5 separate regions of the Homo sapiens genome follow, and regions 1, 2, 3 and 5 are each linked to region 4. A link is a contact called in ENCODE Hi-C or POLR2A ChIA-PET data. All regions are on one chromosome and are shown on one strand. The core of a region is the stretch at or near the end of the contact, and the rest is flanking DNA. Distances in the headings are between cores, read along the strand shown.

The links. A loop is a pair of places that touch in the nucleus more often than their neighbours do. ChIA-PET counts read pairs that join two places held with the same protein, here RNA polymerase II (POLR2A). Pooled maps may share reads with other maps.
Region 1: a pooled map shows a loop between it and region 4 (11-fold over the local background). The contact joins the promoter of NDUFV2-AS1 here to the promoter of NAPG in region 4. A Hi-C loop is called at or near these places in 1 of 168 maps with a recorded cell type or tissue (ovary), 1 of 37 single-sample maps with no recorded cell type and 12 of 50 pooled maps. POLR2A ChIA-PET finds 5 or more read pairs at or near these places in 2 of 52 experiments (CD4-positive, alpha-beta T cell and PC-9).
Region 2: a loop to region 4 is called in a map of PC-9, with 25 times the contacts of the local background. The contact joins the enhancer-like site here to the promoter of NAPG in region 4. A Hi-C loop is called at or near these places in 1 of 168 maps with a recorded cell type or tissue (PC-9) and 9 of 50 pooled maps. POLR2A ChIA-PET finds 5 or more read pairs at or near these places in 1 of 52 experiments (H1).
Region 3: a map of CD8-positive, alpha-beta T cell shows a loop between it and region 4 (5-fold over the local background). The contact joins the promoter of AFG3L2 here to the promoter of NAPG in region 4. A Hi-C loop is called at or near these places in 2 of 168 maps with a recorded cell type or tissue (CD8-positive, alpha-beta T cell and naive thymus-derived CD4-positive, alpha-beta T cell) and 8 of 50 pooled maps.
Region 5: a map of CD4-positive, alpha-beta T cell shows a loop between it and region 4 (10-fold over the local background). The contact joins the promoter of RAB12 here to the promoter of NAPG in region 4. A Hi-C loop is called at or near these places in 6 of 168 maps with a recorded cell type or tissue (B cell, CD4-positive, alpha-beta T cell, CD8-positive, alpha-beta T cell and 1 more), 2 of 37 single-sample maps with no recorded cell type and 14 of 50 pooled maps.

Annotation. Positions count from the first base shown.
Region 1 is chr18:9,135,450-9,138,149 of GRCh38, forward strand. NDUFV2-AS1 (NDUFV2 antisense RNA 1) reads right to left here and starts at 1,271. Exons shown (of 3, transcript NR_110772.1): 1 at 915-1,271. ANKRD12 (ankyrin repeat domain 12) reads left to right here and starts at 1,332. Exons shown (of 13, transcript NM_015208.5): 1 at 1,332-1,516. RefSeq lists silencers at 434-607, 610-699, 1,050-1,399, 1,610-2,009, 2,050-2,099 and enhancers at 890-939, 1,430-1,479.
Region 2 is chr18:9,072,484-9,075,183 of GRCh38, forward strand. No RefSeq gene overlaps it. Among named protein-coding and RNA genes, the nearest start is that of NDUFV2, 29 kb to the right of the region's middle. Within about 2 kb of position 1,313, at least 14 of the 41 ENCODE cell types and tissues checked have a DNase peak (open chromatin) inside an H3K27ac peak, as active enhancers do.
Region 3 is chr18:12,375,958-12,378,657 of GRCh38, forward strand. AFG3L2 (AFG3 like matrix AAA peptidase subunit 2) reads right to left here and starts at 1,270. Exons shown (of 17, transcript NM_006796.3): 1 at 1,012-1,270. The coding sequence starts at 1,125. RefSeq lists a silencer at 835-1,734 and enhancers at 1,507-2,038, 2,039-2,568.
Region 4 is chr18:10,524,628-10,527,327 of GRCh38, forward strand. It overlaps NAPG (NSF attachment protein gamma), which reads left to right and starts at 1,400. Exons shown (of 12, transcript NM_003826.3): 1 at 1,400-1,531. The coding sequence starts at 1,476. RefSeq lists a silencer at 1,543-1,792.
Region 5 is chr18:8,608,158-8,610,857 of GRCh38, forward strand. RAB12 (RAB12, member RAS oncogene family) reads left to right here and starts at 1,280. Exons shown (of 6, transcript NM_001025300.3): 1 at 1,280-1,796. The coding sequence starts at 1,283. RefSeq lists silencers at 1,108-1,337, 1,768-2,067 and an enhancer at 2,518-2,567.

The sequences.
Region 1 (2,700 bases), core at 21-2,520, 1.4 Mb before region 4:
TAAGTATGTCTTTAAGATTTTTTTTTTAATTGAGAGAAGGTAAACAACAGTTAATTTTCCAAGTGGCACAAAAAAGTAACAATGAAAATGTCCTACCCTGGAGCTCTCCTGACTTTCTCATAGGCGACTGTTTTTTTCTTTGTATTTCACATCATAAATAACCAAGTTAAATGTAACACTATTCCACCTCTAGCCATAAGGTGCTCTTTTTCTAGTCTTGTTGACCCTAAAGATTTGTAGGTGGGAGAAATCAGGAACCCAGGAAAGGAAAAACTCCTGATCTTTAATGCAGGTTTATGCTTTACATAGTAATTTGATGGGACCTCGCCGTCCCTGTCAGGTCTGAATGTCACTTCATCTGCTGTGATCACACCTGAACCCTCAGTTCATCAAGACGTTAAAGGACAGTGTAACATAAACTTGTAACTGCATGCACTAAGTCATAAACAGACGCTGTTGTTGCAGATTAACCTCTACGTAAATAACGCGCCCAGAAGGGAGTGAGTACACGCTGCTGCCACGCTGCGACGGTCAATTTTCCTCCGGCACCCTTCCTAGTACCTGAGCAGCTCCCTCTCAAATCCCCAACACTACGTGTGGGAGGGTGCACTGAATTCCTCTTTAAAAAGGCCACTGGAAGGCGTGGCTGGGAGGGGACGCGCTCTAGACCCCCTGGTGCCAGGGCAGGTGCACGCTACCGCGCTTTCGGGGCGGGGCCCAGGGCCCCACCTGAGGCGGGGGGCCGCGGGCTCTGGGCGTAGGTGCAGCTTCTCCGGCCTGGTGCGGGGCCAGACGGCCGCCGCCGGCTTAGCGGGGGAACTTCGCCTAGTCCTCGGGCTGCGGTCGCAGCGTCATTTTGCCTGAGTTGGATCACGCTCGTCCACCCACCCCGTGTAAAAATAACAGGTGAATACCCTATGTGGGGGTCCTCATCGCCGCCATTTCCAGAAGCTTCCAGTCACAGCCACTGCCACGGTCGCCACAAATGCTACTGCAGAGCCCGCTTGCCCAGCAGCGTCACCGGCGCCTGCCCTGCCTCTTCGCCCAGCCTTTGATTCCCCCTCCTTTGTCGGATAGTGTCTGCGGCGGGGAGGCGGTGACACTAGTCCGAGTGGGGCGTGGAGACCGACCAGCACGAAGGGCGGAGTTCCGGCCCGCACCCCTCCGCCGCCTGCCGCTTGGTACGTCCCGCTTCCCCGCCCTGCGGCTCGCGGAGCCTGGCTGAGCAGCAGGAGGGGCGGGCGCCGGGGGGCGGGGCGGTCACGCCGCCCGTCCCGTGCCCGCGGTAGTCACGTGTCCGCGGGTGTCACGTGCTCGCGTCGCAGCCAATCGCGGGGCGACGCTGTCCTGGGAGCGAGGAGGCTGTGGTGAGAGACGGACCGAGACCGGAGATGTTTTCAAGCCCGGCTCCGGCGGCTTTACAGGCGGCTGCAGCGGCGACGAAGACAACGACAGCGACGGCTACGCCGAAGCACTCGTTCCGGGGGTGAAGCCTCCTGCGCCGGCCTTGCCTCGGGTCCGTACGGGTGAGGGGGGCGTGGCGACAGGAAAGGAGGAAGGAGGGGCGCGGTTTCGAGCTTGTCCCCGGCGCCAGGGAGGAGATCCCCTCAGTTCTGCGCTGCTCCCGTTCCCCCTCCCCAGAGCAAGGTAGGGGACGCGCCCTGCCCGCCCCCCCCGGTCCCGACGCGCCGCCCGCCCAGCCTGGCCCGAGCCGTAGCTCGCCTGACAGTGACAGGCCGTTAGTGCCCCCCGGCGCGGGTCCGCCGGGGCCCCGCCCGCCGCCGCCCCTCCCGGCGTCGCGAGGAGCCGCGGCGCAGGTGGGAGCCGCCAACTGGGCGGGGGCGCTGCGCGGGGCGGGGCGGGGGCCGGGCGGAGGGCCGCGAGCTGGCCTCGTCGCGGGCGCCCCTCACCGCGGCTGGCGGGGCTGGGCTGCCGCCGCCTCCCGGAACATGGCGGGGCCGGAGGAGCGTGTGCGTGCGAGTGTGAGTGTGCGCGGCCGAGAGGGCGCCGCTGGCGTGCGGCGGTCGGACCCGCGGGGGCGGGGGCGCGCCCGGCCCGCCGCGCGTTCCCGCCGCCAGCCGCCGAGCGTGCGCCGACGCCGGGGAGTCTGCCGCGGCCGCTCGGGCCGGGAGCGTCGGAGGTACCCGGGTCCTGGGAGAGGTGGATGAAATCAAGAAGGGGAAATTGCTGCTTTAGTAGTGTCCGGGGAAAGAGCAGCCACTCTACAGTTCTGTCTTAAATGCCAGTGTAAAATAACCTTGCCGCATTGGACAGGCAGTTCCCGTCATCGTTTTTCAAGTACCCACTTGTGATGCTTCAAGACCCCTGGAGCACGTCAGGTTCTTAGATCTCGTTTTGAGGAGTGATGTGGAGTGACGCATCCTTACAGATCCCAAAGCGTTGAATAAACGGTTGTACAAAGAGGTATGCGAAGCTTAGCTGACAGCTGTTTTAGTAATAACAGTAAGACGCTGTCTGGGATAGGAAGTTACTGTTGCACTCGTTGAAACCTTAGGAAACATTTAAAGCAGTGTAGTCACCGGGATTGTAATTTCCACTGGACACCCGTGGTTAAACTGCGAACTAAGGTGAAGTGTGTTGCAGATCCAGTGCTGTGTATGTAATGGTTCGGAATTACCTCTAATCCTAAAGTTGAAATGAGCCTGCATCTGCAGTCATGTATTTCGTTTTCATTTTAGA
Region 2 (2,700 bases), core at 63-2,562, 1.5 Mb before region 4:
AAGTGGGACCATACAGTGGAAAACAGTAAAGAGGTTCTTCAAATCATTTTTTATTTAATTAATTAATTAATTTATTTGTTGAGACACGGTCTCACTCAGTCACCCAGGCTGGAGTGCCATGGTGTGATCTGGGCTCACTGCACCCTCCATCTCCCAAGTTCAAGCGATTCTCCTGCCTCAGCCTCCCAAGGAGCTGGGATTCCAGGCATACACCACCACGCCCAGCTAATTTTTCTATTTTTACTAGAGACAGGGTTTCGACATGTTGGCCAGGCTGGTCTCGAACCCCTGACCTCAGGTGGTCCACCCGCCTCGGCCTCCCAAAGTGATGGGATTACAGGTGTGAGCCATCACGCCTGGCCTCTTCAAATCATTTCAAATAGATCTGGCCGGGTGTGGTGACTCACACCTGTAATCCCAGCACTTCGGGAGGCCGAGGCGGGCGGATCACCTGAGGTCAAGAGTTTGAGACCAGCCTGGCCAACATGGCAAAACCCTGTCTCTACTGAAAATACAAAAATTAGGCTGGGCTCAGTGGCCCACGCCTGTAATCCCAACACTTTGGGAGGCCAAGGTGGGCGGATCACGAGGTCAGGAGATCGAGACCAGCCTGGCCAACATGCTGAAACCCCGTCTCTACTGCAAATACAAAAATTAGCCAGGTGTGGTGGTGCGTGCCTGTAGTCTCAGCTACTCAGGAGGCTGAGACAGGATAATCACTTGAACTCAGGAAGCGGAGTTTGCAGTGAGCCGAGATCGAGCCACTGCACTCCAGCCTGAGTGACAGAGCAAGACTGCGTCTCAAATAAATAAATAAACAAATAAAATAGATCTTTCCTTTTTTTGATGCTGCTCATATTGATATCAGGATCCACTAATACGTTGTTTCTACAACAATGGAACCTGAAGCCTGGGTCTAGCATTGTTTTGCCTGAAATGACACAGTATAGTAATTAAAGGTTCAAAAGTAAATAGGAAAGACAGAGAAGGAGAAAAAGAGAAATTTAAAAACTTAATTACTGACGGCTACTCAGTGGAAATATTACCACCTTTATGCATTTTTAATTCTTGAAGAGATGCCATTTATAAATGCTGCTTATTTTTTCCTACAGGCTGATCGAAGATGATGAAATGCCACATTCGCTTCAGTAAACAGACATCTCAAAGTCCAAAGGAAACAAACTCAAAGGTTAGTTCATTTGTGTCTCAAATAATATTCATCAGCTGGTTTGCTAACTAGGGCAAGTCTCTCTGAAGCAAATGCACGAAGGAACGCGGGTATCATTATCCACTAGGTGGCAATATAGAACAGGAGTAGCCTTAGCCTTAGCCTGTTTACTGACACGTGGGTGGTGTGAACCGCAAAAGAATTTCGAAATCCAGGACTCCCCAGTAATTCACATGGATTCAGACTGAAAGTTTACTCAGCGCTCCTGGCATGTTTCTGCCCTTTCTTGGAACAGCCCTGAATTTCAGCTTCATTCTTGCTGACGGGCTGGTATTTAAAATTAGTAATATCCCTGGCTACTTCCTTGTGGCAATGTAGATGAACTGTTGCTGTGTAAAGTCAGAGCCATAGTGTTGCCTGTATTTATTAATGATCTACAAGGTAAGCATATGCCGTGAAGGTTTTATCTCTCGCCCCCTACCATCTAACAGCTTAAAAATACTGAGTTCCTCACATCATTCCCATTACTAACGATTTTCATATTTCTTTTATTTTTATTTTTATTTTTATTTTGAGACAGAGTCTCACTCTGTCGCCCAAGCTGGAGTGCAGTGGCACGATCTTGGCTCACTGCAACCTCTGCCTCCCGGGTTCAAGTGATCCTCCTTCCTCAGCCTCCCAAGTAGCTGGGACTACAGGCACGTGCCACCACACCCAGCTAATTTTTGTATTTTTAGTAGAGATGGGATTTCACCATGTTGGCCAGGATGGTCTCAATCTCTTGACCTCGTGATCTGCCCGCTTCGGCCTCCCAAAGTGCTGGGATTACAGGCGTGAGCCACCATGCCCAGCCCAATTTCTATATTTCTCAGTTGCTCTGCAAATTGTAAAGTCACTGGACATATTTGATTAACATTTTGGTTCTTGTTGTTCAACTGAAAAGGATGGTCTTCTCAAGTACATATTGGCAAGACATTTTCCCTGCAAGAACTAATAGTTGATAAGTTAGAAATGTATCATAAACAAAAATGTACATTTTATGCAATGTGATCATATTCTTTTGAAATAACCACATGTATGAGAGATTAAAATCCCCACAGGTAACGCTTGTTCATAAAATTTCTTTATATTAACTTAGAAGTTTTACTTATTTTATAATATTTTTTGAAGTAGCTAAAGAGAAGACATTTATAAATGATTTTCTCTTGCTAATTTATGACATTTTTATATCATCTGAATCTTTATGAATACATATTACTTTTACAAACAGAAAAATAAAAGTGTTTTGTTATAGAATAATACATAACTATGAGAGAAAAACATGAATTTTAGTATGGCACAACCTAGAAAGTTATTACTAATGAGTCACATAATTTAAGTGCTAAGTTCATCTTGACCATGAATTGCTGATTTTGGAAATATTTTTGAATTTAGGTCACTTCTACCTATTCTTATCTATAATTAAGCATTCTTCTCAAAGTAGAAAGATCAAGTTGCTCATTATTCTTACTGTGAATACAATTAGTAAGACA
Region 3 (2,700 bases), core at 20-2,519, 1.9 Mb after region 4:
GCGAAGAAGCAAAACCCCGTCTCTTAAAAAATAAAAATAAAAATAAAAATCGTAGATCGGAGGGTCTGCTACCCTACCCAAGCTGGTTTCCAACTCCTGGAGTCAAGCGATTCTCCCGCCTCGGCCTCCCTAAGTGCTGGGATCGCAGGCGTGAGCCCCGGCACTAGCCTATCTCCCCTTACAGTGAAGACGTTGAGCTGACTACAAGGGCGCTGGGATAGCAGGAGGCCAAGCCAGGTTCCCGTGGCCGACCCGGGGACCTCAACCACCACCCGTACACCAGTGCAAGGCTGAGGAACCGTGTCACTTAAACAGTGAGAGCGACTATTCGACACGTGAACCTTTCATTGAGACTGATCACGGCCATGGTTCTGTCAACACTCTATCATTATGTCAGAAACACGTATCAGGTCCCGTGTGTGTATCTAGAGGGATGGCTACCAACAGAGAAAGAGCCTCCTGCTGAGAGCAGGCCCTGATATGCAACGAACACAGAGTCCCTGCTATGAAAAGGTGACATTCTTAATAATAATAGCTAATACTGCCAGTCCTGGAATGCCCGCAATGGCCCCATTCAACAGACGGGAACACGGAGACTCGGAGAGGTTAGGCAGCCCGACTCCAAAACCCGTCCTTGCGACTACATCGTGCTCGTGCTGCTGACTCAAAATTACAGACGCCTTCGTTCCGTGCTCCGGGGACACGAAAGCGGGGACAAGGACGGCCACCAAGCCAACATGACCTTCGAGGCTTCAACCGCCCCGGTGAAGCGCGAAAACCCGGCTCTACTGAAGCTGCGCGTTTTCAAAACTTGAATCCCACAGGCAGGGCTGAGCGCGAATCGGCGCTCCCGGGGCCGGCTGAGAGACAGCGCAGGGCGCCCAGGCCCTCGGCAGGGACGGCCCGCGTGCGGCCGGAGGGCGGGGGCCAGTGACCTTGACGTCCGCTCTCCCGAGCCGGAAGTGGGCCCGAGGCAGGGTGGAGGGCGCCGGGCGCCCAGGTAGGACTCACCGTCCGGAGGCAGGGCTGCTCGCCCGGGCCCACGCCGCCAGGCACGAGGAGCTGCTGTAGGCCGCGGGGCCAGCAGCCGCCCCGGCCCCACAGCCGCAAACAGCGGTGCGCCATGGCCGCCGCCGTGGCCCTCTCGGCCCGGGACGCTGCGCAGGCGCGGGCAGGCGACGACTGGCGGCCTCGGGAAGCGGGCTCGGCTCGGGGAAAGGCCGCCAGGCAGCGAAGCGCGCCGGCGGCTCACGGAGGAGCCCAAGCTCTCAACGCGGCGTCTCCTGCCGCCAGCCCCGCCCCGGCGCGCTGACGTCGGCGTCTCCTCTCCGAGGCCCGCCGCGACCTCCGCCAGTGCAGAAGACAGGACCAAATGGGAGGAGCATGGGGGCGGGACCGGAGGCGGGGGCCGACGGAGCAGCGTTGGGGGCGCGGCAGGAGGCGGGGCCGAGAAGGACCCTGGAGGGCAAGGGGGAGCTAGAGGCGGGGACCGGGCCGAGGGAGGACTCGGGAGGGCGAGCGAGAGCTGGGGGCGGGGCTGATGGCGCACGTGGGGGGCGTGGCTGGAGGTGGGGCCGAGGAAGGACTAGGAGAGCGAGCAGGAGCTGGAGGCGGGGCCGACGGAGGGGTGTGGGGGGCGTGGCTGGAGGCGGGGACTAAGGGGAGACGCGTGACTGGGATCCTGGGCTTCCGAGCCTGGGCAGCCGGGTGGGCCAGCCAGTAGGAGCGAGGGGGAAGTAGCGAAGGCCCCAGCGGCGGCAGATGGAAGGACCCTCCGAGCGCCAGCTGAGTCATGGGGTGGTGCTAGGCTCTGGAGACACCGAAGCACACATTCCTGACCCCTGGGAGGGCGATGCGAAGATTCACAAGCAGCAGGGAATGTTGGGGCTGTGCCGTGCAGCCTGCGCTCTAGGAACCCTGTCGGGGAACTGGTTCTCGGAGAGCAAGTCGAGTCTTCCAGGTAGTGGAAACTACACATTGTTTCCTGTACCGTGACAGCGGAGGAAAAAGGAGAGGTCTTTGAACTGAGGTGGGGGACTTGGGGGTTTTTCTGAGACGGGCTCTCGCTCTGTCGCCCAGGCTGGCGACGCTGGACCTCAGGCAAAGGACAGTAATCCTTGAGAGACAGGAGACAAAACCAGGTGAGTCCTGTGATTACCCCAGTGGCAGTAAAACAATAACAAAAAGATATACCAGATACACCATCATACCATGCTCACACAAAAGAAAACTGAGTAGACAAATAGATTTTAGGGCAAGGAAATTCCAAAGAAAATTAATTGCAGGGAAAAGAATATCACTAAGGATGAAGAGGATCGGGTTTCTTTTCCAGAGACAGGGTCTCAGTCTGTCACTTAGGCTGGAATGCCATGGTGCAATCGTAGCTCACTGCAGCCTCTAACTCCTGGGCTCAAGGGATCCTCCTGCCTCAGCCTCCCAAGTAGCTGGGACCACACACGCTCGACCACACTCGACTTTTTTTATTTTGTGTAGAGTTGAAGTCTCACTTTGTTGCCCAGGCTAGTCTCAAACTCCTGGCTTTAAGCAATCCTCCTGACTCAGCCTCCCAAAGTGCTGGGATTACAGATGTGAGCCACCCACATCTGGCCAAGAGAATTATTATTATTATTATTATTATTATTATTATTATTATAAAGGGGTCAGTTCATCAGTAGGACATAACAACCCTAAACATCTTTG
Region 4 (2,700 bases), core at 150-2,649:
GTGAGGATAGAGAAAAAAATCCAAGGCCAGTTCACCTGTTGGCACTAGAAAAAATGCAAAATATTGATTGGCAAATAGATGCAGGAAGATCGATCGATTGTGTGGTGAGGCCAAAGGGAAGAACTCTTCGAATAGTTATTTCATATTCAACAATAAGTGAGAGTTGGCAGGCAAGCAGAGATTGTGTAGGAGTTTTGAGAAGGAAGGTGTGAACAGCCCTCCAAGTGAGTGGGTGAGTGATTTGACCATGGAAACATAGGAGAGTTGCTCAGCAGCACCAAAGGTCGGCTTAATGTTTATGATCATTAAAATGAGTAATGTTAGCATCCTCGTTTGTTTTTTTCCAGTCAAATTCACTTGCTCAAGAGCAGTTCCAGAGTAGGTGGAGAGCTGGGGTTTTTCCTGGCTTGGAGAAAGGAGGGAGAGGGAGCCAAGGCCGTTGAGAGTATACGCACTAAAATGATGGGACATGAATTTATGCTGGGAAAAGAAGGACGTGTAAGAGCAGAGGGATAGGGAAAGGTGAGGAATCTGGTGAAGGTTAAGTAATTACTAGCACTAGGAGGTATGAGCTGGAATGGAAAGGGGAAGTAAAGTGAGCTGTTTGAAACTGACACTACGGAGGGTACACAGTTATGAGTAAGGTCAAGGGTGTGATCCCAGGAATGTGTGGCTGCGCTAGTGTGGGAAAGATCACAGGAGGTTGGAAGCTGAGAGGCTGTATAGTCATTGCAGGAATCATCCATGTGGATATTGAAATCACCATGAATTATGAATGAAGCCAACTGTATTACTGGTTACTATTTTTACCAGACCACTGTACGCGACTTTAGATCCCTCAACTTCCCATTTAGAGCACTTATCACGGCTTGAAATATTAGAGCGATTATTTGGGTTGGGCGCGGATTATTTGACAGTAATCAGGGTTTACAAGTCTGTTTCGTTTCTTGACTGACATACAATTAATACCCAAAAGGCAGAATGGATAGAAGAATACTATTCTATCTGTCATACAGAGAAACTTCAGATGTAATAAATTATAAAGCCAATTAACCCTACAAACAGGATCCACAGCAGTTTCACATTAATGAAAAAGCAAGACTTCAAGAGGGCGGGAGTTTTTGTCTGCTGATCTTCCCGCATCTAAAATAGTGCCTGACACATATTAGGTGCTTTGCAAATATTGAATGAAAGAATACGCCCCATCAGTATCTCACCGCGCCTGCGCTAGATGCCCTAGGTGGGGCCAGCCTTGACGCGCTGCGCCTGCGCAATGTCTCTTTGCGGGGCGCACCGGCAGGCTCCCAGCCCCGCTTCGTCGCAGCGGCTTGGGCCCTCCGGCCCTCCGTAGCCGCTCGACTGTCGCGCTGCACCAGCTTCCTCCTCGGCGTTCCCACGCCTATTTGGGCGGATTCTTGGCGCCGGAGGAAGAGGCAGGGTCACCCTCTCTCCACGTCAGAGACCTGACTGTGGAGATGGCGGCTCAGAAGATAAACGAGGGGCTGGAACACCTCGCCAAAGCAGAGAAATAGTGAGTGAGAACCTTCCGGGGGCCTGTGTGTAGACGCCGGGTCCGTCTCTCACTGGCGCGGCCTTAGCACCCGGGGGGGGCGGGAGGGAGGGCTCAGGGCTGAGGGGCCTCGGCGCGCTGGTGCCCGCAGGGCTGCCGGGGCTCGGTGTCCTCTGGGTCACACTCCCGGGGTCGGGGTCAGCTCTGCGGCGCCTCGGGAAGCGCCGTGGGTCCACCCCGCCGGAAGTCCGCTCCCCAGAGCCGGTGTGGGCGGGGACTCGGCGCAGTGCTGCGGGGCGAGGGCTTCTCTACTTGGGCGCTCTGCTCCTGAAGATTGTGGTGGGGGCTGTCTGTGCATCGGAGGCTCGTTAGCAGCATCCTTGGCCTCTACCTGCTGGGTGCCGGTCGCATCTCTTCCCCATTTGTGGCAACCCAAAATGTCATCTGGGGAACAACATCGCTCTGTTGAGAACCACCGCCCTAGAAGAGCCCCCTGTGTGGAGGGGACCATAGGTTTACCCCAAAAACTCCTCGGTGAACCTTTGTCATCTGGCATTTTACTGTCCCTGTGGGCAGGGACTGTGCTTCGTTCGTCCTTTGATGTGTATGTCCTGCCACCTCTGGTACAGTACGTAGTAGGCACCCTGCAAATGTTTGTGGGACTGAACTGATAATCCTTAATTCATCCTTTTGGCAGCCTCTTCCCCCCGTTTCATTACTCCAGTGCATTTTTATCTGGCAGTTACAGTTAATAGAAAGTCAGCATTGTGGGCCGGGCGCGGTGGCTCACGTCTGCAATCCCAGCACTTTGGGAGGCCGAGGCGGGCGGATCACAAGGTCAGAAGATCCAGACCATCCTGGCTAACACGGTGAAAACCGTCTCTACTAAAAATACAAAAAATTAGCCGGGCGTGGTGGCGGGCGCCTGTAGTCCCAGCTACTCGGGAGCCTGAGGCAGGAGAATGGCCTGAACCCGGAAGGCAGAGCTTGCAGTGAGCCGAGATCGCGCCACTGCACTCCAGCCTGGGCCACAGAGCGAGACTCCGTCTCAAAAAAAAAAAAAAAAAAGAAAAGAAAAAGTCAGCATTGTGCTCTGTGGTGGGTGCTTCACATACATAATTTCATAAGCTGAGATCTTCACAATAACTTTCCAAATAGAGATTCTAATTTTTCGTAAGAGGAAATGAGAC
Region 5 (2,700 bases), core at 30-2,529, 1.9 Mb before region 4:
AAGAAGGAAAGAAAGAAAGTAAATTCCGTGATGGTAAGTGATGGATCTGTGTTTCAAATAATATAGAGGGATCATATTTTACATATTCTCAGAATTCATATTATAAAGATCCCTACAGTGACTGCACAGTTAAGAATGCTCTCATAGATGTAAACTTCCAATCTACACTGTGGGCAACGCTAGATTTTTACAAATCAGGTTTGCTGTGTAACATATGCGTGTACTGTGCATTACTAAACCTAGTTCTAAATACAGCACAGCTGAAATTTTGTGGGTAACGTGATCATTCGGCAAATGTTGCCAGCCCCTATCATATTCAGAACCCTGTGTTCTGAGATGCTCAAGTTCAAGCTGAGGAATTTGCTAAACAAATCTCTGGCAAGGAATCAGCAGTGATTTTCTGTATCCTTAAATCCTTCCAAACAGAAATGGCAAAACATACGACCCGAGTCCATAATTCCTAAAGTTTCAATCTTCTCGCACTGTTTGAGTTTTAACTCGCTTATTCCCCCAAAGGAGTATGCCATTTACTTAATTTAAAAATTAAACAGCATAAAAACTTCTGAACTCTGAGTGAGACAGCGATCAGAGTTAAAAATAACTGATTTCGCGCGTTTCCGTGCAAAATGGGAGACAGACGTGACGGAGAGAGACCGAGCAGTGCCACGGCCCGGTAGAGGGTGCGGGGGCTTGCACCCGCTGGTGTTTGTGAGAGAGCGCTGGTGTAGACGCGAACGCAGCGCAGGCGGCCCGGCGGCGCGGCCTCAGGTCGGGGCCTTTCCAGCGTTCCAGCTACACCGAGCGCGCGGGGGCGAAAACATGTGCATGGTGTTTGGGGACTGTGCGCATGGGAGTGTTTTCACTGTCAACCAGGGTTCTTTTTCTTATTTTGAACCCATTTTCATGATGCACCGGAATGCTGAAGTTCAAAATTGCCTACGGAGAATTTTAAGACTAAAACCACACTAAGTTTCTTGTGTTAACTATAAATGCGGGTCAGAGTGAAAGCCGAGTAGGGAGGAGTGAAAAGGGGGAAAAGGGAAGAGATAAGAGGAAGAAAAGATGAAAGAGCCGGCGGAAGAGGGAGGGAAGCGGGGGCGGGCAGGCGAGCAGAGGCAGGGAAAGAGCGGCGCGGGTTGCGGGAAAGCTCCGCGCGCAGTACCCAACCGAGGCCCGGGCGCGCGGTCCTCCCGCCGGCAGGGGGCGCCCACCCGCCCGCCTCCGGCCCCTCGCGGCCAGCCGCCCCGCCCGCGCCTGCGCTTCCTGCCCCTCCTCGTCCGGGATGCTGCTGCCGCTACTGCGGAGTAGCTGCTTCCCTTCCTCCTCTCCCGGCGGCGGCGGCGGCAGCGGCGGAGGAGGAGGAGGAGGGGACCCGGGCGCAGAGAGCCGGCCGGCGGCGCAGTTGCAGCGCGGAGCCCACGGGCCGCCGGGGCCGCTCCAGCGGGCGGAAGCCGAGCCCGGGGCCGACCCCCCGCGCGCGGCGGAGGCCGAGGGGGCGCCGGGGCCCGGGGCGCGCAGCCGGGGGGCGGGCGGCGGCGGGCGGCGGGCCGAGCGGGAGCCGCATGCGTGTATGGATCCGGGCGCCGCGCTGCAGAGGCGGGCCGGGGGCGGCGGCGGTCTGGGCGCGGGCTCCCCGGCGCTGTCGGGCGGCCAGGGCCGCCGGAGGAAGCAGCCCCCCAGGCCGGCCGACTTCAAGTTGCAGGTCATCATTATCGGCTCCCGCGGCGTGGGCAAGACCAGCCTGATGGAGCGCTTCACCGACGACACCTTCTGCGAGGCCTGCAAGTCCACCGTGGGTAAGGGCGCCACGGCGACCCTGGGCCGGGCCTCCTGGCGCCCGGGCAGGTGCCCTTCGCCCCGTGGGCTTCGAGTCTCATCGAGCCTGGGAGTCTTTCGGGGATGGGCCTCTCGGTGAAACTAGGGGCGGGGGTCTCCTTGGAGCGCCCTGCATCCCAATCCCAAAGCCTGGCAGAGGTTTTCGTGCCGCCTCCGGGCAGACCTGCCCTTGGCCCCCGGCCCTGCCTCAGAGGTCCTGGCAGCCCCCGGGGCCTGTGGGGGCGGCTCTCCACGGAAACTTCGGCCCTTAGCATACTCGCCCAAGAAAAAGCTGGGTTCGAGTGGAGCGCAGGCAGGCAGGGGAGTGAACGCCTAAGGCCGCTCTCGCCCGGCCCGCCAAGGCCAGCGCGCGCCGTCTGCTGCGGGTGTGATCCCTGCGCAACCAGGGCAGTTTTCTTATTTTGAACCCATTTTCAAGAAATGAAGTTTAAAGTCACCTATGGAGAATGTTAAAACTAAAACTACAGTAAGTTTCTCGTGCTAGCCGTACGTACGGGGCAGAGGAGCTTCAGCTGTATTTATCCATGACCTCAAACAACCCGGTGACTGGCGGGCATGGGGTTGATTCCTCCAGTACCGCTGTTTTCGGTGAGGGACAGGAGTGAAGTAAGTACAGGAACGCTCCAGGGTCAAGGAGGAAAACAGCCGTGGATCTGAAATGGAAACTGCAGGGGAAATTTTTTTAATTAAGTCATGCTTAGAGGACTTGACATTGAGATTTCTCAGTTGGATGTGGGTAGCAGTTGTTTCTATGGAAAACCCCTTAAAAGATGTCCAAACTAGGAGAACCCCGTTCTTTAAAATAAAGGGCAGTCACTTCCGTGATAGGAAGTGAGAGATTTCCCCAGGGGCGGTCCAAGAAAC